Regions from separate parts of the Mus musculus genome. Here regions 1 and 2 are each linked to region 3. Evidence: chromatin loops called from intact Hi-C (ENCODE). Cell type or tissue: left cerebral cortex. All regions are shown on one strand.

The links. Hi-C counts contacts between places; a loop is a spot of excess contacts. Peaks named below come from ENCODE experiments on the same cell type or tissue, not always from the same donor. Only the 100,000 strongest peaks of a DNase experiment are listed, where the experiment ranks them.
Region 1: it touches region 3 in a loop (2.6-fold over the local background); 4 of 42 quality-filtered maps call a loop at or near these places.
Region 2: it touches region 3 in a loop (2.8-fold over the local background); 2 of 42 quality-filtered maps call a loop at or near these places.

The regions. Positions count from the first base shown.
Region 1 is chr9:112,722,247-112,730,246 of GRCm38, reverse strand. No RefSeq gene overlaps it. Among named protein-coding and RNA genes, the nearest start is that of Gm24957, 200 kb to the right of the region's middle. In left cerebral cortex, a CTCF peak has its summit at 4,574; DNase peaks (open chromatin) are centred at 2,941, 4,542, 6,797, 7,389 and 1 more place; H3K27ac peaks cover 2,222 bases.
Region 2 is chr9:112,232,451-112,240,450 of GRCm38, reverse strand. Arpp21 (cyclic AMP-regulated phosphoprotein, 21) reads left to right here and starts at 7,139. Exons shown (of 21, transcript NM_001362020.1): 1 at 7,139-7,359. It also overlaps a transcript of 2900079G21Rik not described here. In left cerebral cortex, a CTCF peak has its summit at 4,829; DNase peaks (open chromatin) are centred at 4,553, 4,867, 5,195, 5,766 and 1 more place; H3K4me3 peaks cover 4,126 bases; H3K27ac peaks cover 6,162 bases.
Region 3 is chr9:113,018,552-113,026,551 of GRCm38, reverse strand. No RefSeq gene overlaps it. Among named protein-coding and RNA genes, the nearest start is that of Gm36251, 100 kb to the left of the region's middle. In left cerebral cortex, CTCF peaks have their summits at 3,447 (motif pointing right) and 7,256 (motif pointing right); DNase peaks (open chromatin) are centred at 249, 6,276, 6,824 and 7,373; H3K27ac peaks cover 3,334 bases.

The DNA.
Region 1 (8,000 bases), 300 kb after region 3:
TCCTGTGCACAAATATCGGCAGGTAGAACATTAAGAAGTGTTTACGTCAAGAGGGTTTGATTTCTGGTCCTGGCTAGACTTGTGCAAAGGTTTGTGTTGATGAAAGAGTTAAAGACAAAAAGAGCACAATAAAGCCAATGCCAAGTTTACTGGCCAGAGATGGCCCAGCATCCAGAGATCCCTGCCTTAAGGGGGCCAGGTCTTATCTGGGTTTAAGAGGCCTCCCATTGACTTCCTCCGCTCCAACGCCCATTCTTGTTGTGAAAGAGAGAAAGGAGAACATACTAGAGGCAGAGAGAAGTGATAGACTTTTCCTTTAAGATTTCTGGTTCCCTGGGGCACAGGCTTCACTTGTGTAAATGGGCTAGAGAGGTGAGTTCAGCCCCACACTCCCTGTTGTCCCAGGTATGCTCTTGCATTTGTATCCACCTTCATGAACGGCATGAGGCAGTCATCATACACAGCCCTCCACCTGGGGCTATATGTTCTCTTAGTCTATTTTTTTTTTAAGATGGGCTGTTTGTTTTCTGTTTCAGGATACCCTTACACATAGGTTCTGAAAATATCTGATTTTTGTTTTTTATGTTCTATGATTTTTCTATTCTATATTATATTTCAATGCAGTCCTATTAATTCTGATATAGTCCATTTTAATAGTTTTTATTTTTGGCCCACTATATAGTTTTTAAATATATCATTTGGTGATTCTGTGCATGTACAGTATATATTCAGGCCATCCTTATCCCTCCACCCTTTATTACCTCCCACCCTGACTCCACCCTTACTGCCACCAAGTTACCATCCAACTTTCCTGTCTTTTGTTCTATTTTGCTTTGTGATGCTTTAAGGCTCACTGTGGTTATCACATGGGCAAGATATGAGACATCCCTGGAACCTGAATGGCTCATCTGTAGCTACCCTAAGGCAATGACTTCCTGTGTTCCAGTAACCCTCTGTTGCAATTTGCTGGCTGGGGTGAGGCAAGGCCCATGAGCCTTCCCTCCACTGATAACTGACTGAATATTCAGTGGATTAGTCTTGTACAAGCCCTCAGTAGGCAAGGGTTGCTGCCATGATTGCAAGGATGGCATTTTGGTACCTTCATTTACTTGTTTTTGGGTACCATACTCTCATGCTCTAAGGCAATAGCATGTATGTTTTACAGATTGTTCTTCCTTCGACCCTCCATTTGTCGGTCGTCCCTCCCACCCTTCCTTCTTCCCTCTCCCATTCTCCTTTTCTCTTTCTTTCTATCCTTCCTTTCTGCCTTTAAAAGTTATTTTCTTTTCTCCATCTACACTTCAGGTTGGCATGAAATCTACCTGCTTTGGCCTGAGTGCTGGGATTCCAGATAAGTGGAAAATACATAATAATAAAAAATATTTTTTAAAAAAAGAGTCATGTCCAGCCATCTTTCCACGTTTAACTATTTTAAATGCTCATCTCATCCAAGTGTTAAACCTGTGGCATGGAACAGCTCCTCATGGTGATCATGCTCTGTTGGTATAAATAAGCCTGGGATTTAATTCCTCCTGAGCAGACTTGTGACCTGCATGACCTCAGTCCCAGCTAAGTGGGCTAAGTAAAGCAAGGGAAAGGGATGCAGGACAGGAATTAGATAGCTCGTATCTAATGATACAATGTTCTCTGGATTCCAAGGTACATATCCTAGAGCTCTGAATTAGAAGCAATTCATTGTTGAGTTTCAATTTGATTAAAAAAAAAACGCATTAGGGCAGCAAATTGAACCAGAATGAATGAAGGCAGTATGGGCCATCTTAGGACCAAAGGGTCTTGAACCACCTTCCAGATTCTGCTCCTTAGCAACGGTTTTCCCCAGCATGCTTTGCTCTAAGTCTTCTACACCTAGGTCCTCTCAGCTGTAGCCTTTTCTAAGGATGCAGTAAAGCAATCAGGGAAATTGCGTGTGGTGATTCTTGGCAAAATGTTAGCTGCATTTCATCACTGTATGATTCTGTTCTTAGAAAGATGGGCTTTAATGTGGTTGGCACAGTGATGCTGTGGTTAGGGGTATTTGTATCAGGGTGTCAGGCTTGTCCTACATTCCCCTCCCTAGATTTTAAAAGCCAAATTTCAACCGTTGGTAAGCTACAGGCAAGCTGAGAAAAATTAATAAAAACAACGTACACATCCCTGCAATGGTATCCAAGGCATTTCTCTCGTCATCTCAGAAGTTTTCTTCTTCATTGTCTCCTCATTTTGAGACTAGAAATGTTGACCGTTTCTCTCACTATAAACCAGAATGAAGGAAGTAGGTAGTTTTAGGTGCCTTGATAAGATAGATGTATGGCGTAGGAAAGGCAGGCAGAGAGGCAATAGCTGTCAGAGGTAGGAACTTAAGGTGACTGGTGTCATAAAATATTAAAACGGTTTAATCAGCAGTGAGATATGTAAGCGGGCTTAATTAGAAATACATATTATTATTTGACTTTGAAGTACAGAATTAAAAATTAAAGCAATTTTATAGGGTACATAATCAGGGAGGAATAACGTGCTGGAAGAGGTGCTGTAATTGATGTGTTCAATTTAAGTTTAATTAATTTTCGTCAGCATACATGCAGGCAAATATGAAATCAACAAATTTTAAGGATGAACCTCATAATTACACTGAAAGTGGTGTGCTGATCCGAAGAAGTGAGAGATTTCCATGACACGCGGGCACCCTCAGCTGCCTTGCACTGAGGCTGAGGAAACGCTCTATCTGCTGAATGGATCTTTGTGATTCTCTGGAATTCGCCCACTCCCAAATCTCCTTTAATTAAAATTCACAGTGATGCTTGGCCTGTATCAGGTTTCCTTTCCTGTTGCATCTTAAATGAAGAAGGGACTTAATTTTAATTAGCACCTCATTGTAGGTAGTCTGATATTAATGTTCGCTAAGTCCTTTCTATGACTCATTAACAGCCATTTTGTGATGAAAGGACCCAGGAGGCAGGTAGAGAGCTTGTAGGCTATTTTTCCTGATTTCAGTATTGATTTTACAATGTAATGGTGGCAAAAGCACACTGCTCTGCAGTTTCACATGTAGGAAGAAGTGAAGTCACAGTAACAAGTTATAGAGGAGAGAAAGAGAGATGGAGGGATTTGCATACATTTACATATTTATATGTATCTTTGCACATCCACATATAGACATATACAGATGGTATAAATGCATAGATACAAATATATATCCAGATATGTGTGATATGTATATATGTATGTGTGTACAGAGAGCAAACAAAAAAAGAACATTTTCTTTGGGTGTGTATAGTGATATATGTACATGGTCATATGGGTGTGCCCATGCATGCCTGCCTTATGCATGTATGCAAACATGTGTCTTTGTATCTATAGAGGATATATCACATATGATTTATGTGTTTTTCAGTTGTTGAAATTTTCAGCAGTACAGCTCATTTTTTGACAAAGACTGAAATAATTCAATGTTGGAGGAAGTCTTTTAAAAAGTGGCAAAACTATCAGTCTGAAGAAGCAGATGAAATAATCACCCAAGATCAGACAACCTACAAGCAATATTTGTGGTCATTCCCAAAATATTATATAGAGTTGTTTAGGCAATTTCCCTTGAATATGTCATGTGTGCATATGTATGTGCTTGTGTACATGTATGTGAAGATGTTTGTCCCATGAAAGCAAGAGAATGGTGTTAGACAGTGTGCTCTCTTGTGCTCCATGATGTTAGCTTGAGACAGGGTCTCTCACTGAGCCTGAATCCACTGCAGGCTTGCTTTACATGTGACATATCAATCTTATTTGTAACAATGATAATGTCGCAATGAAATACCTAGGGTCTGAGGAGATGGCTTGGGGGGCTGAAGAGCTTGAGGATATGAGTTCAGAAACCTAACATCAAAATACAGGAGATGTGCACACACATGCATGCATGCACACACACCACACACAGCCTCCCCCTCAAAAATTAAATAAGACAAAACAACAACAGAAAACTATGGACTATAGTGTATAAAGATGCAAAATTCCCAATAAAAACTGAAGAAAGTTTCAACATCTTTAGCCATCAGGGAAATACAAATTAAAATTGTTTTGAGATTCCATCTCACACCATCCAGAGCAGATCTCATATCACCTAGGTGTATCACTCCCAGATATATACCCTTAGCTCTTTATATCAATATACTTTAGATACACGTGTACATCCAATTTTTTTTTCTGCAGTATCGACAAGTAAGAAATGGACTTGCCTAAATGTTTAAAAACACATAGTGGACAGGGAAAATGAGGAATATACACACAATATAATTTCACTCCTTCATAAGGAAAATTGAAATTGTGACTTTGCAGGAAAATGGGTGTAACTGGAGTTCATTGTGTTAGGTGACATAAACCTGTTGCGGAAAAACAAGTACTGCGTGTTTTATCTCATCCGCAGGCTGCATATTTTAACTTGAGTGAGGTGGGGAGAGCTGGGATAGTAGAAGTGGAACATTGCCTTGAGAGGAGGAGCTTATGAAGGGGGCGAGGACTGAGAAATAAAAGGATGACTGCAGGAATGCACGTGACACTGACACTGGAACAGAGGGAAGGAGCCCCCTGGTGTAAGGTAGGCGACAAACAAGAGGGTGGAGCAAGAGGAAAGGAAGACCAAAGAGAAATGACATTCACACTCTAAAGCCACGATGAAACCCTTTGCTTTGTATGTTAGCAAGAATAATGGCAGAATGCCGATAAACAAGACTGAGGATAGTGTAGAAGCAGTCTAGCAGAACGTTTCATACCTGTTTTCTTTCTTGCTTCCTTGATTTAAATAAATGGAATCTTACTTTACAAATTGCCCCTGCAAGATTTAATGCCTGAATAATAGGAGTTTTATAATAGAAACTTTGCTCAGCAGAGAAAACAACCTCTAATCCTCTTAACTATGCTGCCCAGTATTATCCCTCCTTTTACAATTTAAGGAAGTGTGGCTCAGCGGGGTTAAGTAATTTGCCTGTGGAAATTCTTCTATGTGGGAGAGAGCATACTGCACACTTCAGAACCAATGTTATCAGCCTGCTGTGTGAATATCATGATGCTAAGCATTGCCGATAATAGAAAATAAACAACACTGCTACCGAACCTAGTCACAAGGGTCAGTTCCTGTCCCTGCTAAATGCAGACTGCAATCTGGTGACTTCCCTGTGGGCTTCAGCCTAATTGCACTCAAAAGACAAAAAAAAAAAAAAAAAAAAAAAAAAGTGTGGCTGTAGTTCATGGTGCTTTGTATGAGTAATTCTATGACCTTTTGATTCTTTCAAATATCTACCTAGAGTCTTTAATTCAATAATATGGAGCCACTCCCAGCCAACGCGACTGCCATTGTATAATGTACTGTACTGGTTCTGTGTAGCACTGGGCTGACTTTGGCACAGACAATATTGGCAATAAATCTTATGGAACATCTTGATGGGAAAATAGATGCCATCTTAATTCAGCTTTGAGAGAGTTAGAATGGAGAGAAAGGTTCCCCCAACACACACACACACCCTTTGGTTGTTTTCCTTGTTTCTGTTTTCTGCTTTCTTAAGTATTCTTTAAAGGACAGCATGGAAGAACTTGGGATTGACACCCACATCTGGCATGTCCCAGCCTGTGTCATTGGCAGTTGTAGTCTGTCTCTCTCTCTCTCTCTCTCTGTGTGTGTGTGTGTGTGTGTGTAGACTGTGTGTGTCTGGAGGGATGCCGCCAGGTTGAAGAGCATATTTCTTGAAGAATGTTTCTCTACCTATTCTGATCTCTTCCTTCAAGAGTTTTCAGAGTTTCCTGGCTGCACTTTTCACTTTCCTTCCTTCAATTATTCATTCACCCATTCACGGAATGTCTGTTAGTCATCCAGTTACTTGCTTGAGATGCTTTTGGCTTGTTAGAATGCATATATGATCAAGTCATTTCTCTTCGTGGCTCTTTATTATCAGAGGACATCACCCAAAGACAGTCTCCAGACTTTCTATCCCTATCCATCAGCCATTGTAAACACTAAATCATCTCCTACATATTTCTCCATGTTTTCTAAATTGGCGTTGCTTGTTTTTAACCTTGGGACACACAGCTGTTTAAAGTTATCATTTTAAATTTGAACATAAAGCTTGGTTTCCTTTTCTCTTTGTTCCTGTAACACCCTGGAGTAGTTTTTCATGTTTCTCTTGATCAACTGCTTTAAACAATAACCAAGAATAGAATTCCCTTACAAAGGATTTAAATAGCAAATACAAGTTGGGATACCGAAGTGACAGTCCAGCTCACAGGAGGGTCCTCACTTCTGATACCAAGACAGCCTTTCTTACATTTGTTCTGCAGCAACAGGACAGATTCCCTTTTATTTTTAAGGATTGAAACATTTCCCCCAACCCTGTCCTATGTCTGCCAGATCAAAGACCAGTTTGGCAAATAAATAGTCTCAGATTTCTAATTTGGGGTTCTAGAAATGTGTTCTCTGAAAAAAAATTTTTTTTCCTCTTAGGAACTAGGAAATTTAATGCAATCAAGTTTGTGACTTTAATAATAAAAAGATTCTGCAGCCAGAAGAATGGTTCAGCAGGGAAAGGAGCTGCCATGTGGGCTTCTTCACCTGAGTTTGATCTGTAAAAGAATCAGATGCAGTGGCAGTGTGTGTGTTTAAAGCCAGAAGTCTGAGGAAAGATGAGGGGCAGGGGCAGGAACCCTGCCAGAAAGAAGCCGGCTGGGACTATATAGAGCAGCATCAAAAAAAGCAAGAGGTGATCTTATATCAACTAGCTGGGAGGCAAGAATCAACTCCCAGATGTTATCCTCTGTGTCTACAGGAACATTGTACTATGATCACACCTACATTCACACACACACAGGAACACAAAGACACACACACAGATATTCACAGAGACACACACAGAGACACATGCACAGAGGGACACATGTAGACACATACAGACATATACATAGACACATGTACACACAGACACACACAGACACGTGCATACACACACACATACAGGCATACCCACAGATATATGCACACAGAGCCACACATATGGACACACACAAGAAATAATAAAAAGCAACAATTCTATAAATTACTCTTTAGATGAGCAGAGCACTTCTGTGCGCACCCTGCTTCATGATAGTGATATGTTCTAACTCAGATAAATCTTGTCCCATGTTTGTTCAAGTTGCTATCTCCCTTCAGAAGAGCAGGAAGCTGTCGCAGAAAGCTGTCGCAGAAAGCCAATTCTCTTTAGGTGATAGGACACATTCTAGCCAGAGAATGCCAAGGGCAAATCCTATCACCTACTTCCAGTGCAGAGTAAGACTCCACAATTGTAGGGTGGAGATGAGCATCGTGAACTGCCATCCTGCACCTGAGAGACAGTCCTGTTCAAGTAAGATGAATCTGAAGGGAGAATTTTACACAAGGAAGGGAACTTTGCATTAGGATAGATGTCTCCTTCTATAAGAACAGATTGCAGTTCTTCCCATGATGGAAGGGGTCCAATGTAATCAAACTCTCACTAGGAGGCTTGATGAATCTCTCCCCACCTTCAACCTGGGAATGGAGCCATATCAGTGTTTGGATGTAACCTCTGCCGTTGGTAATTTGGATACCCAGCAGGCACAGCAGTTGATCATGGAAGGACTGTTTCGGGGTTTCAAGTTGCGGAACTTGCCCGGGAGTTCTTGTGGCTGCCAAACAGCTACTTGGCTCATGAGTCCATGAAGCAAACACTAGACAATTGAGAGAATTGGTTCATGGTCCATCCCAGGAGCAGGCCTCCCATCCACCTGGCTATGGGGAGTTCTATCCATAATGAGTGCAAACTGAGGGCTTTTATAGTTCTGCAAAATTAAATGTGAGTGTATATTCCATGAGACACAGACACATCGTATTGCCATGGAAAGGGAGGAATTGGACTCTTCTTTCCTAGGTTTTCTGGGCGCAGACTCTTCAAACAGATTCAACAAGTTGAGACACTCGGACCGTTTATCTTTGTGATTAGGATCTGCCT
Region 2 (8,000 bases), 790 kb after region 3:
ACATGATGTGTTTGAGGTGAGCCTGGGCTACAGGAGACCTCAGGAGGGAAAATTCATTTACTTTCAAGAGAATAAAATCTTCCAGGTTGTAACTCATGTATTCTTTTACTTGTAGCATAAGTACATTTAAAGATTTAATGAACTACTGTGTTGTCATTAACATACCAGTATAGTCAAAGACACAGAAAGAAACTTATGATTCATTTAAAAGTAGAGAAGCGAGCAGGGAACAGGGGAGTGGATTATAAAATAACACGTATTCTATAAGCCATTATTGCAAAACAGATCCACGGATTTGCAGATACCTATGCATAGAGATTGGCTAAGCAAAAAGCCATGGCAACTTGGGTGGTTGTATTCTGGGAAAGGTTTTATTCTGTTCCCTTTGATTTTGAAATTCTCTTCTTTTCCCCAAAATGCCTCTTTACATTGCATAAATGTAAATTTCATTATGAAAAGGAAATAAAAAGAGACGTTCTTTGAAGAATGGCTTTAGAGAACAAATTGTACATTTATTCAGATAATTCTGTAATGTTGTCCTTCTGGAGACATTGGATATGAGATGACAATTATCTTTTTAGTAAGACCTAAGTCTTTTTTGAAGTATCAAGTGTATGTACGGATATACACACATTCACACACACACACACACACACACACACACACACACACACCTCACTTTCAGGTTTGGAAAATAATTTCAAATTCAGATGTTCTGCATTGAATTAGAAATGGGCTATAGCTAGTCCCCATCTCCCACCCCCCCACCCTCCGTAATGCCTAATTAATAGCTTTTACTCATGGCTAAGAAGCCAAATATCTGATAGTGACACTCATCTGCTCCTGTGTGAGGAAGGAACCAGTGTCCATCCTGGGGAATCTATGTGCCCAGGAAAGGCTATAAAAGAGACGGACTATAGACCTAGTGTGGCACAGCTGAGGCTCTGTTTTGTGTCCTTCCTGATTTTCCTGGATAACATATCGACCTCTCTTTTCTTATGTGGTCTCCTAAGGCTTGTGCTTTTTCTCTACTTTCATTTTTTAGGCCTAGTGTTTTCTGTGTGTTTGTTTTCTTTTAAGTCAATAACACCTTTGTCTGGGGAAATGGCTCGTTGGATGAAAGCGCTTACTTTTCAGGCTTCAGGATCACAGTTCAGATCCCGGGAACCCACAGGAAAGCCAGATGAGCTTGGAGCCCCAAAAGCCCTGGCCAAGCTGGCCAGTTAGACCCCATATACCAGTGAGCTCTGGTCCCAGCGAGGTACCCCACTTTAATAAATAAAAGTGGAGATTGGCAGAGGAAGACCCCAATGTCATTCTCTGGCCTTCATACATACGTACACACATGTGAATGTGAACTGCAAGTACATGTGTGCCCAGACCACATGTGACAATGCATACTCCACAAGCAAAATAGAAAGCAATATGCCTTTAGAGGGTTCCATGTGGAACTATACTTCTATCTGAAGTGGTCCTAGAATAGTAGATGATAAGGGTGTCCCACCCCTGCACTGCAGAAAGTCCTCCTGCCTCTGTCCCCATGCATGACCCCATGAGAGCCTGGGGTTTCTCAGGATGCAAATGGGCAAACACCATGCTCTGCTTTCCAGCATGAGGAGGTGGGGAAGCAAGATGCTTCGAGTGTCAATGTATCTGACCCAAGAAGTGCTGAAAAGAAACAAGATAACTTATTCAGCAGCCTTCCTGGTCTACTGTTGCTCAGATCTTTCCCTGACCCGTTTTCCAAACCTCCGTGTAGCAGATGCCTTCTGTGCCTCCCCAGTGCCTCTCTTCTGATTCCAAGGAAGCTCCAGGAAAGCTGCAAACACGTTTATTTTTAAGAAACGTCTTGATCTGCTTTGGCAACAGAGCATCACTTCATGAGAGTGCAGGCCAGGGGTCATTTGTGGTCTGCCTGCTCACGGGGATCATTTTCTTACATTGCACACAGCCTGCTGCAGAGGAGACAGAGTTGGGACCAAGGGATCTATGCCATCGGAACATTTGGTTTCTAGTCCCCGAAGTCCTCTTTGTTTTTGATCGTGACATTTCTTCACGCTCAGATGCATACATGATGTAACATTCTTTGTTGATGTTCTGAAATGTGTTTTTGGAGTTATTTTGGCTGAGTACAAAGTAAGAATGGGGCTCTCTCGACTTTTCTGGTTGAAATGTTAATCTTGCTATCAAACCGCCCTCACCCTACCCCATCTTTCTCCTCGCCTTTCTCCCTTACGTATATTTCTAAAGCTTGAAACCCAAATCCAAGACTGATATTTAATAGACCCTAGCCAGTTTTGCTGGATACGAGGCGGATGAGAAGTCTCTCTAGGGAATATGTGGGCCTTTACTGTGGAGGGGGTGTCTGCCCTTAAGTGGAGTTCCTCACAACCTAATTGTTGAGAAATGTTGCAAGTTCACCAGCACGGAAATCCTACTTCTCGCTTCAGCTGAAAAGGTGCTCATAAAGGTAGCTGGGTTATTCTAGCAATTCGCCTTATTTTGAAAATCCAATTTGAGAGCTTCATTAAAGGGCACTAATTTAGTGTCTCCAGGGAATATGTGTTTAAAGGAGCTTGCCAACAGCCTCAGATGTTTGCCAGTGTATAGGTGAGCTCAACTCCCTGAGCTAGGGTTACCTGGTTACAGGCATACTCCTTCATTGCAAACACAGTACCAGCAAACACTCAAGGGCCCTCACATCTAAGAGCACCTCCTGCTTTGCCACTCCTCCATGGCATCTTTAAAGTGAGGATATCACTGCCACTGTGACTTTATCACTCAGAGGTCCGACATGGAAGATCTCATTTTACACAATGAAAGGTCTGGGCCATAACCGTTAAGAACCACTTCAAATCATTTAAGGAAATGTGCACACCTTCCAAACGCCTACAATAAGAACATTGCTCACTACCTGCCTAATAGCCCCAAGAGGATATTTCAGTCCCACACCAAGACACAAATTTTTTTAAATTGGATAGCTGAATACTGATTAGTTACTTGGCCTCAAATAAACTTGAGCCATCTTAGGCCACTGATTTGTTGGCTCCATTTATATATGGAGAAAAGACAAAAAATACAGTTGAGTTTTAATGTTTTAAATCCAAGTGTACTTATTTTCAAACAGAGCTTTAAAAAAATCACAAGAGATGTTGCTCTAAATATCACCATCCAGTTTGTCCATTATTGTTAAGATTTAGAAACTTTTCCTCGGTCTAAGTGATAGAGTTTTTGTTTGTTTTGTTTTGTTTTTGAAAACCAGGATTTCTCTCAGAATTCCCCTCTCCTTTTCAAAAGCTGCAATTTCTGTTCTGGTTTACAGAACTGGATTCTGTGTGTGGGTGTGTGTGTATGGGAAGGTTTCTACACTGACCACATACACAACTTTACACACTTTCCCAAGAAGAAACTTAGTGTTTGGTTTTTAGAGTTAGATATGATTGGGATATGATTAGAAATATTTTGATTTTTTTTTCTGTTGCATTCGAAGTGGCTGGAAAACATTTACCAATACGTTTTGAGAGGAGTTAGCAGGAAAGACGGAGCTAAAACCAAAGTGCCCATGAGTCCTGGAAGCTGGAGGATCCTTTTGCCTGAAACTTTCTGCTGTGGATTTTTCCTGCCCTGCAGAAGTGGAAACCCAGAGGGAGACACTAACAGATAGAAAATAATGATCTGTGCAGCAAGGACCAATCCAACCTCCTACTCCCCGCAGTGTACACATGCGTGAGCGAACACACACACACACACACACACACACACACACACACACACGACAGCATGACCATAAAGATTCTATGCAAATCACTCTTCTAGAACACCACGGAAGCCATGTGACTTATAAGCCTAGTTTTGTTTTTGTTTTTGTTTTTTCATTTTTAACGACCACCATTAAAGGTAGGTGTACCTAAATAGAAGTCAATAAATAAATAAATAAATAAATAAATAAATAAAAGAAGAGATTTTCGTGGCATATTTTATGGTAGTTATATATTTGTGGTTTGTTCATGAGGTTACTAATCACCAACTGCTAAGCTTTTGTTGTCAATATATTGTGCATTGCAGCAGATTCACACTTAACTCGCTGTCTGCATCTCAGAAGCTCCGGTATTGGATATTGTTAAAATGGGCTTTGGCAGTTGCACACAGAAGTGCACGACTATAATTTTGCTACCCATTAATAACAAGCCAGCCAAGAAGGCCAGAATCCAATGCCTTGCTCTCAGCTGGGGGTAGGAAGCTAGAATGGGCTATCTTGGCTGGTGACCTACGCTGTCGGAAAGTAGGATGTATAGTCGCTAGCGGGTGGGCGGTATTCCGGAAATTTATTCACTCTTCACTGTACTTTTTTCTCCTCTTGGTAGTGTGCCCTTAGATTATGAAAAAAAAAAGAATTGCACATAATAAAAATAGTACTCATCTCCAAAACAAATGGGTAAATCAGAGCTTTTATTTCTTCAGGTGTCAACTCTGCTCCCTGCCCCAGCCCTACCCCTCTGGGCTCTGCAGTGCAAGGTTTCTCTCAGTCAGCGCATCAGCGCCCAGTGGGGCAGGCAGCACTGATCTGGGCGGTCTTGCATCCAGAGGACCAGTCTCGCTGAGCAGCAGGACTTGTAGTCTCTCTCAGCTCTAAAGCCTGGGCATCTGAGAGCTCAAAGCTGAGAATCATTTCTTGGGTGGGGTGAGGTGTTGCTGCCCCGGGCTGTTTTCTGCACTTGGCCTCGGAGAGTAAGCACGGAGTACCAGAAACCCAGAAGCTCTGGCCAAACATCCCTAGGACTCGAGGTGGTACCCCAGCGAGGTAGGTAAGGGCTGGGCTCCGGGGCGCGCCTGGTGGCTGGGAGGGAGAGGCAGGGTGGCGGGGCCGGGGCAGCGCGCCAGTTTCCTCTGATTAATGATGCTCGCGCTGCCGCGCGCGTGGCTCATGCGCTTTGTCTCCAGCCCAGGGGTGGTGAGAGCAGTGGGTATGGCAGCGCCTGGCGCACAGAGCAGGTGCCGGCTGCGCTCAAGCCTCGGCTTTGCGTGGTGGCCCAGAGACCGGGCATCACTGAGCGTCCCCTCAGGGCCATCTCCCTCCGCAGAGGGGTCGCCAGCACGGGTCTTGGGGCAGGAACTATTGGGGGGAGGGGGGCGGGCATGTGCAATGCTTTCGGTGCTCTTGGTGCCCGCCCGGCTGGACGCGTCTTTGGCTGGCGGGGAGGAGCTGGGCGCTGCCTGGGAGCCTAGCCAGCCCTGTGGGAGGGCATGGCCGGGTGGGGCGGTCGGGAGCACCACTGAGGCTGGCTGACTCCGGCGGGACTGCGAGAGTGACCCTCAGGTGGACCTACTCAGCCAGAGAGATCGAAATCCTGCGAGCGAGGGAGAGAGAGAGAGAGAGAGAGAGAGAGAGAGAGAGAGAGAAGAGAGAAAGGAGAGAAGAGAGCGGAGAGAGAGAGAGGAGAGGAGAGAAGAGGAGAGAGAGGAGAGAGAGAGAGAGAGAAGAGGGAGCACTCAGCGGGCAGGGAGACGGAGAGGGAGGGACAGGGACAGCCAGCCCCGTGCACTCGCTCCCTGCAGTCACCTCCTCCCACCCGACCTGGGGAAGTGGCCGGAGCGCAAAGTAGCAAAGTAGCAGAGACGCTGCGGGCTCCAACGACAGTCACCTGGTTCCCGCATTGCTGGTGGGACCACAGGTCGCAGAGGGGCGGACAGATCAGCGCAAGGACTGGCTGCAGGAGAAGGTGGCTACTCCCAAGAGAGAGGAGCAGAGCAAAGCCTGGACACCACCCCCAACCCCTTTCCTGAAGCAGACAGACTGACAGACAGGCAAATAGACAGACAGGAGCTCAGCAGCCTGTGGTGACATACAGACTCTCTAGCAGCGAAGACCTCCAAGCGTCCGGAGCGGTGACAGTCCAACAGCCGCAGCCACGCGTTCCCCACCAGCGCTGTGCCTGGGCAGCGCGAGGACCCCTGCCTCCAAGCCAAGGGCTCCTTTTGCTAGCAGTTAAAATAAATCGACCAAACAACAAAGGCAAGCCACAAACCAAACTGACCCAACCAAAGCATTCACTGAGAAACAATAATTACTCACAAAAGCCCCAAACGAAATCCAGTCAGTCAAGGCACCCGGGACGCTGGGTCACTCCACTGTTCCTTCAGGTAAAGAGCCAAGTCTTCCGACATGAGCATCACAAGCCCTTTGTGTCTGGCTGTTGGGGCTTTCTGCTTCTGCTGCCCCCTCCCCCTTTTTTTTTCTTTCTACCATCTATCTGTGCTTTCCCTTTGACCTGTTTGTCGTTTCTGTGTTGTTTATCTTGTTTCTATGTCTCGGCGGAAGGCATGGGTGGACTCTCTTTCCCTCAAAGCAGGCAGAAATTGAAATCTGGGAAGGGAATTGAAAGGGACGATGCTTTCTGTAACAGAAGTTTCCAGTAATTTTATATGGGTTTTATGGTGCCAAGTTTGGACATTCTCTTGTTTCAGTTGAAAACTTGTCACTTTCCTCAGTTACCACAGAGGTCCTGGGTCCCAAGAGGTCGGAGAAGGGAGGGAGAGGAGGATAATTTTTTGCTTTATTTTTTTTAAATCTTGAAGTCATTTCCATGACAGCCTCTGGTGTAACGTTATCTGTCTCGGGTGATAAATGTGATAGTAGGATTGGATCTGTATCAGGCAAGTGTTTTAAAAAGTTTCTTCGGAAGAGAAATTACATGGCTTAGCATGGATGTCACGGATGTATTAAATTCAAAGCTTGATCACCTTTTACAGACACAGACTAAGACTGGAGCCTAAGTCTTAAGAAAAAAAAAAAGCAATGAGGAAGGTAATGTCATGGCGGGATGGGAGGTGTACGGTGAGGTTGCTAGAAATGGTCCCCCTAAGAACGTGTTGCAGATGGAGACCATCATTTCGCTCTCTGCCTTCTCAAAGGATGCAGCTTCTGCAAGCTAGAATGACAGTCTCTAGAATGGAAATGAATCTGTATTTTTTTTTCAAATTTTGCTCCAATGCAGAATAAATCTAAACTGTGCCCACCCTTTCCTCATCTGCCTTGGAACCCAACTCTGCAGTTTACTGCTTTAAGTAAGCAGCAAAGTAGACAGGGCAGGCAGGGAGGCACTTCTTGTTTCCTTTTTTTTTTTTTTTTTGTAATTCTGTGAAAATCAGAGAGCCTTTGATATGCTCTTCAGCCTAAGTAGACCCTCTCTTTCAGGATTATGTTACTATAGGGCTTGATGTCTGAGTGGCATTTTAGCTAATGTCATTTTCATGAAAGACAGTCATTTGGAAGGCACTAGGGCTAGTTATGCTTCCTTCAAATAGCAGAGTGATCTTAACATGAGAGACCCTGTCTTCGGGGTTATGTAGCCCTTCAAGGTATGTACCTGCTTATGTCTGATTCTCAGTGTCCTTTGTCCTCATCTTCCTTTGCTTTCTAATCGCTTTGACTGGCAGGCTATTTTTATATTTCTAGAGAATACATTTAGATGTCTTTTTAAAGTGATACATGTTTCCATTCTCAAAGATTGGGAAAAGATCATCTCTTGCTATGCTCGTCTGTGCTAATATGATTTGGTTTCTGTGTAAATTTAAAGGCATTGCTTTAGACCATTGTATTATACATGTCTTAGTTTCTCCTTTCCGGGTATGATTTATGTCGTCCGAATGACAAAGTAACTATTCCTCTCGGTGAGTGCTTATTTAACAGTACTTTGGATGAGGCATATTTAAAGAAACTTAAACAGCTCCTCCGGGGAATACCATTAGGTTTCTTGGTGACTTAATTTCATTCACTATATGGTGATTTCTTTTTGCTGGTAATTCAGTTCAGACCCAGACAAGTGTGTGTGTGTGTGTGTGTGTGTGTGTGTGTGTGTGTGTGTGTGTGTTTTATTAGATTTGCACATTGCCAATCTCTCAGTGACTGCTTGTCATAGATCTCAGTTGAGTGTGGTTACTTGAGAACTGTAGCAATCACCCTGTTAGAGCGTGCTGCACTGAGGAGTTCCTTGCAGTCT
Region 3 (8,000 bases):
ACATCAAACATTTCTACTATTTTCTTCTTCTGAAGGGCTTACTTCCCCCCACCCTTTAAAATTAAAAATATTGTTTTAATTTGACCATGTTTTTCTCCTTTCCCAACTTCCTATCTCTCTACCCACTCGAGTTTATGTACTTAATCCCTCTGTCTTAAATACACACACACACACACACACACACACACACACACACACACACATACACACAACTCATAAAAACTTGAAGTTTATTTTGTGTTGACCAAGGATGCCTGGGCACAGTGCCCATTTCCAGAGTGTTGGTCACCCAGTAACACTCCATTGTAGAAAACAGAATCTTAGCTTGTTCCTGTTTTTTTCTTTTCCCCAGTTTTTGAAAATTTAAATGTATTAGAGTTTTGTTACTTGCCCAGAGATGTAGGGAGAGTGTGCTGTTGGAGGAGGTATCTCAGGTGCCCTGCTGTGTCTTGTCCACCTCAGACTTTTGTCCTCCTCCTTGCTGCTCTCTTCAGTTACACCAAGGGATGGAAACAAATGCATCGGAGGAAACTAAGCAGGATGCAATGCCTAGAAATCCCTATGTTTCCTCTGCTTCCCCTCTGCCCATCTCCAGTCCTTCTATCTTCATCGGTTTCCTACTAGCTGTAAGCAAATCTTAGACAGTGTTGCAGTGGGTTAGGGTTGTCTTAAAAAGGATGAACTGTCAGTTAAAATGAGCTTGAGTTTTAAAACTCCATGGTTGAAGTAGGATTAAAAACAACTTGTTTAATAAATGTCTAAGTGATTTAAGCTAGATCTGGCATCTGCATACATCTGGGACATAAAGCCACAGTCAAGACAGTGGATCTAAACACTCCTGCAAATGAGTCTTCAAGTCCCTGGAGAATACCCCTTAATACTATTATCCCATAATTCAGCTTTCTGTTACTGTGATTTTAGATTTTCTAAAATAATAGATAAATAAATGAAGTTTTTATATGAATGTCATGAAACAATATGAACTCCGTTAGTGAAGGATAAAGAGAAAAGTGATTTACTGAGAAGGGGCCAATCCATCGGAAGCACATAGCCATCCCAAGCATATACATGTTCAACAATGGCTCCAATAACATCAATTAGAGATGGACACCCAAGAAGACAAAGAGAATCTCCCCACAGTGCTAGCTGGAGCCCCTGGAAATCTTCCAGTAATTAATAGAAGAACTGGACAAAGAAATCCCAGGACTATCAATAACTGCCAAACACCCTACAACAACTTTACCAAATTGAAATTTGCTGAGTATTTCACACCACAAAAGCAAGATGTGCATTCTTCAATGTGTGAACAGAAAATCTCCTAGATAGAAAATGTATAGGCACTAACCAGACAATTGAGGGGTTTTTTGGTCTGCATTTCTCTTATCTTTAATGATTTCACTATGATTCTGTATTCAGTGGCCTAAACATGCATTAATTCTTTGAAAGACACAAACTACTGAAACACATCAAATAAACAGATAACCTGAATATATCATAGAGTTTAAAGTTATTTTTAGTAAGTATACATAATGGCAGGCTTCCTTATGGCACGCACATGCCTGTGCATTATGACTCTTTGTGCTTTTCCCTCTCTATCCTGTTGGTATCCTGCTCACCCTGACATATCCTGTCCTCTCAGTCTGTTTGAATCTAGATACCTTATAGAAGAGAAAGCATTTGATATTTTTCTTTTCTTCCTCCATTGTCCCAGCTTGTTTCCTGTTCTTTTTCCCTTTAAACCTCCTTCCTTCATGTCTGCTTGTCTGTCTGTGAAAATCTAGATTCCACATATGAGAGGAAACATGTATCAGTTTTCCTTACAGTGGTTTGTAATTTTTAACTGGGTGATCCCTACATTCACTCTTTCTCTAGGTCAACATAGCTTTGTTCTTCCTCATGGTTGGAGGATATTCCATTGTGAATGCATGATATAGTTCCTTTATCCATTCATCACTTCATGGACTGCTAGGCTGTAAAATATCAAGTTTAGATATTGAAGGACATAGATATGACTCACCAAACTTGTATAAATAATATATATTGAATTATATCTAGCATTTTAGACAATAACTTAGTCAAAATGGATCATTGACTAAATGTATACCCTAATAGTATAGAACTTTTAGGGAAAAAAGTAATATTTGGATACACAAAAGTTTCTAGTCCTAGCATCAAGAAATGCAATATTTGATCTGTGAAATCCATGATATGGGTTGGTAATAGAGTAGAAATGAAAAGTATGGGAGGGAAAAGAATGCTTGAGTCTGCTGTCTAATGTAGGACATACAGCATAGCAAACCCCTATACTCTATACTAAAGTACAAAACTGAGGGGAAATGTCAGCAAACTTTCTCACTGACACAGTAGCAAAGAGAAAAGAAACATAAAAAATACCCATGGCAGGAAACCCTATCTCCAGTCAGTTAAAGTCCTAAGAGTTTCTGGAAGTTAAAGATCTAATGAAAGAGCATGCACACGTATTCAAAAGGAAAAGCAAACAAAAACAAACAAACAAATAAACAAAAAACAGAAATAGCAAAAGCCATGAAATAAACCCAAAGCAACAACCTTGTGTTCAAGATAGAGAGTGCCTGGACATGCCAGACATTTCTGATGGGAATGCAAACTGGGACAGCCACAATGAAAATTTAGTTCATAATTTTATAAAGAAATAAATATAGTCACTGCACAGCACATTTTATTTCTTTGGCATATAGGAATAAAACTTGCATTTGTGCAAAAATGTCATGAATTTTTCACTGGATAAATGAATACCTATAACAGTATGCTTGGTAACCTTACAAACTGAAGGTAACTCATTTCCTTGGTGGATGGATAACCAAACAACCTACTGCAAATCTATCCAACAGAATATTATATAACAATTTTAAACAGTATTCTTTTAAATTTAAATTTAAACAGCATACATGAACCCTATGCACATTATAGTAAACTAAAAATTTGTGCTCAGAAAGTTATGTGTTATATTATTTATTAAACAATAAATGGAAAAGACAAAGCCATCACAGAAAAATAGGACAGTGGTTTAGTTGGCAGGGACTAGGGTGCAGAGAGGTTATGGCTTCAAGTGGACATTTAGGGGAAATTTTTATTTTACTATGAGCTTTAAAATACTCTATCCTGATGGCTGAAATGATTATGCAACTCTATATGTTCGATGGAATGTATTGTTTTAAAAATGACAATGTAGCAATGTGAGAAAAGGGGTTCCAGCAAGAGAGGAAGTAGAAGCAGGAAGAAAGGAAGGAGATGATAACACAAATGTGTAAAATTCATTATGTAAATGAACAAAATCAAAATAATAAAACAAGAACTAAGACATGCTTATAGACGTAAAAAACAAATATTGCAGCAGATTTCTTTTAAAATTTATTATCTGTAATTGTGTTGATGTGAATATGTGCACATGAGTGCACTGCTCACAGAGGCCCGTAGAGGGCATCAGTTTCCCTGGAGCTGTAGTTACATGTGATGTGAACTGCATGTGTACTGTTAACAGAACCCTGGTTCTCTGTAAGAATCGCAAACATGCTTATTGTTAAGCCATCTCTACAAACTCTAGATGTCTTGAAAGAGGACCTTTGCTTTTGTCTTTTTAAATTAATATTATTATTATTATTTTTATTTTTGGTAAAGGCAAACTCTCACTTTGTGAAACCTTAAGACAGTTTCCACTACGAGAGCCAAGAAGAGCTAAGTATTACTTGTGAGTGCTATGAGAGTCTGTAATTTTTCTGGTCACCCACCGATCCATCAATGTGATAATCTGAAAAAATAAATGCATCTGTGCCAGAGAAGAGTTCATCTCCCAAGAAAAAACACTAATCACAATCACCCCTTTCAGGCTGTGAGCTTAGGATAGCAAGAGATTGATAGTTTGATCAGAGAGGCCAATTTTGCTCAAATAGCCAGACTCTGGGATGCCCATGGCAACGTAATTATCAGAACATCCATGAAATAATGGGAGAAGCTGGGTATGTAGGAGCTGCAGGCAAGAGAGCAGAGTTCATCAGACCTTGCTTTGCAGTTCTGATAAGCCCATAACTGGCTTTGAGCTTGTGGCACGTGTGTGTGTGTGTGTGTGTGTGTGTGTGTGTGTGTGTGTTGCTTTCAGCTGGCTCAGTCCTAAAGCTAATATGCATATTATTGCTCTGCTGGATTTCAGGCCCTTTCTCATTAAAGGCATTCGTAGTAATTAAAAATTGTTCATCAAATATCATGTCCAGTTGCCATGGAATCTTTCCCAGCCTCTATAATTGCAACCAGAGAGCCCAGAACCATCATTTAGATTAACTGGATTGATTCAGAATGGTAGAGTTGATGGGGAAGTCAGGTCTATCGAGATGAATACTAAGCTGAGCTGGCATTCTTCTCCTCTTGACTTTGCCCACAAAAGGTAGTGACTGTGAGCACAAGTGCTAAATTCTCTTTGCAAGCTGGCCAGTGCTGAGCTCTGCCTGTGCATGATGGTTTGTGCCTGCTGTGAGCAGTCCTGCCAAGAAAGAGAGCCAGATACATTCAGTCTTGATGCTAGCAAGGTGCCCTCGAGATGCCGGCTGTGAAGTGTGGCAGAGTCACTAGGTATGGACCAGCTCAGAGATGCTCTCTTTCCTGAAGTTCTAGACTGTTCTCTTTGGCTGCCTTCTGGTTGTCATGCATTTTATGACTGGAGTTCTTTCCTACCTCAAACCCTTCTGTCTTACACTGAAATCTATACATCAGTCTGACATGATGTAAAAACTGGTTTTATGCTTTTAATCTAGAGAAAGACTACTTCTGTACTTTGACTTTGTGTAGTTCAGGACAGATGGCTGGTCTGGTTTATGTTGGCTTTGCTCACGTAGGCCTGGGTAAGATGTTTCACTGCACATAGGATCCTATTTAAGGCAACTTGAATAGGTCCTGCATGTGGTTCACAAGATGAACACAGGGGAAGACAGAGGTATGAGAACTGGCACTGAGTTGGATATTTGTCCCCTCTGCCATTTCACTGACTTTCAAGTTGCTATAAAAATGGCACAGTGAAGAGCTTTAGATGCCTACAGTAGAAGGATCTGCCTTCTTTTAAAAGGATGATTTTTATTTGTGTGTGTGCATGCGTGTGAAAGATTTCCCTTTCTATATCAAGTTTTGTTGAAAATGACCCAATGAAAAGATTAAATATATGAATGAAATGAAAATATCAGTCATTAAAAGTCAACAAAATGATATTAAATGATAATATAATACCTTGTGCAAACTCATCATGCATACTTGCATGTGAATTCTAAAGAAATGTGGCAACTGTAGAATACATAAAATAGAAACAATGGTAAGAAGATTAGCAGGTTGCTATGCAATGCCTTTTGCTGTCTAGAGCTTAGGAAAATGTGGGTTCACATGTTTTCCTTTTGTTGGTACATAGCATGGTAGAGAGACTTCCAGAAATAGTTTGGCTACATATCAAGTTGCCTCATTACAGCAATTTCGCCAAAGAGTATGAAGGAAGAGCCACTTAAGTTTATGAGCCACATGACTATTACTAGTGGGTGTATGATAAAGTAGTAGTATCAAATAAACAGGAATAAATAAGAAACTAAAATAAATTAGTATGTTTTATGATGAGCTAGATTTCAGAGACTTAATTAAAATAGTCTCCCTTATAGCAACTATTTAAGACATTAGTATGTGCTTAGATATATGTTCAGTGTTATGGTTTGTATAGCCCAGGGAGTGTCACTATTAGAAAGTGTTGGAGTAGGTGTGTCACTGTGGATGTGGGCTTTAAGACCCTCATTCTAGCTGACTGGAAGCCAGTATCCTGCCATCAGCCTTCACATGAAGATGTAGACTTCTCAGATCCTCCTGCACCATGATGCCTGGATGCTGCCATGTTCTTGCCTTGATGATAATGGAGTGAACCTCTGACCCTGTAAGCCAGCCCCAATTAAATGTTGTCCTTATGAGAGCTGCCTTGGTCATAGTGTCTGTTCACAACAGTAAAACTTTAAGACATTCACCAATAAAGAAATGAACATAAAATATTCCATAATCAGAAATTTTTTTTATGTGTTCGTGTTTGTGGTGTGCATGCATGTATGTGCACATTCACTAGTGTGTATTTGGGTCTGTATGCATATGTGTGCACTTGTGTGTGGAATACAGAAATTGAAATGTAGTTTCTTCTTCTATTTCTTTCTACATAGCTTAGTGAGGCAACGTTTCTCAGCTAGCCCAGAGCTCACCACTTCTGGCTAGTCTAACTAGACAGCTTGCCTTGGGGATCTCCTGTTTCTACTTCTGGAGCGAACACGCAAAGCCTCGGTGCCTGCTCAGCCTTTATGTTGGTTCTGGTCACCTGAATTCCACTTCTCTTCTTGCAAAGCAAGTGTGCTAACCACTGGGCAACTCTTGTTGCCCACAGCTGGGTAAAATTATGTACATAGGTTACGAAAGGAAATACCTTTAATCAGTGGGAGGAGAGAAATTTTATTTTTCTCCCTTTGATTGTTTTTGGAATGTTTTCCATCGAACATCTTTTACTTAGTAGGAAAATTCACTGAACCAAACAGCCTGGAGTCTTCAGTGTCCCTGTGACCAGGGTCATCTGATGCTTTTCTTTTTTAGTGCCGGCTTCCTGCAGGAAACACAGGGACTGTTTTAGATGGACAGCTTTATTCTCCTCTGAAGGGTCCCTGGTGGTATCTGTTCTCACAGAGAGAAAGTTTAAAGGTTTATTTCAGAAAAGACTCTTGTCATCTATCCAGTTGGGCACTTAAATTGATTCTTGGCTTTATTTCCAGGACGGAGCAGACATTTTCCTCCGAGATTTCCTCCGTTTATGCTCAGAAGCTGCTGGTATGAGCAGATGGTCCCAGGGATGCAGGCAGTAATTTGCTGCCCTAAACTGATCCTCACGGAGTGGCGCCCACTGTTGCATTCACTGCCTGTTTTTCAAGCTGACCATGATCCCTCCCACACATCCATGACCCCCCCCCCCCGGCCCAACCCTGGTCTTCCCTAAACATTTCCTGTACTTTAAATTATATGGGCCTAAGACAGAATATCTGTGCATATCTCATAGAGATAATGTTCAGCTTTTACTAAAAGGAACAAACATTTCAAAGTCAGAAAATTCTATTCTTGTATTCTTTCTTTCTGTTGGTTGGCTTATTTTACATTTGTTTATTGCGTGTGTATGAATGTTTTTCCTGCATGTATGTTTGTGAACTCTGTGTGTGGGGGCCAGAAGAGGGCGTCAGATATCCTGGAACTGGAATTGTGGACAGTTGTGAGTTGCCGTCTGGGTGCTGGGAAGAGAACTTCTGCAAGAGCAATATGCACTTTTGACTGCTGACCCTGCCCCCCTTAGCCCTCAGTGGTGTTTTAAATTAATTTTTGGTATACACGGTTTTTCTTTGGTTCATGTGGTTCTCACTGATCTGTCTCATACTTTCCCCATTCCTCTTTCTGTTGTCACCATGAGTCAGTTCTCTGAGACCTTAGTCTGTTGCATTTCCGGACTAAAAGTTCTGCTTGTCTCTATTTCATGTCCTTTCCCCACCTCAGATTTTCTAACTCCTATTTTCTGAAGAATTTATGACATTTACATAGGAATATTTTTTATACTAGCTTATCTGCTGCCTTTGTCCAAAAATCTCAGCATCTTAGTCATTTTCCTGTTGTTCTTTGCTAGAATGACTTTTCCAAACAGTTTTTTTAAATTGTTTTTAATTCTTCTTACACTTCCCACAAGCATTCTGAATCATATTTCAGACCCTTTGAAAATTACAACATGAAATTGAGTCTGATTTAATTTCTATAAAGACAATTGTTTTGTATGTAAAATATTTTATATGTTCCTTGAGAATCCCATGCCTGTGTATAATATATTTTAAACATATCTCTTCCCCAGCATGCCATGTAGCTCCTCTCTGAGCCTTCACATCCCCTCCCTCATGTCCTTGAAAACAAAAACACCCACTGGGTCTAATTAGAGC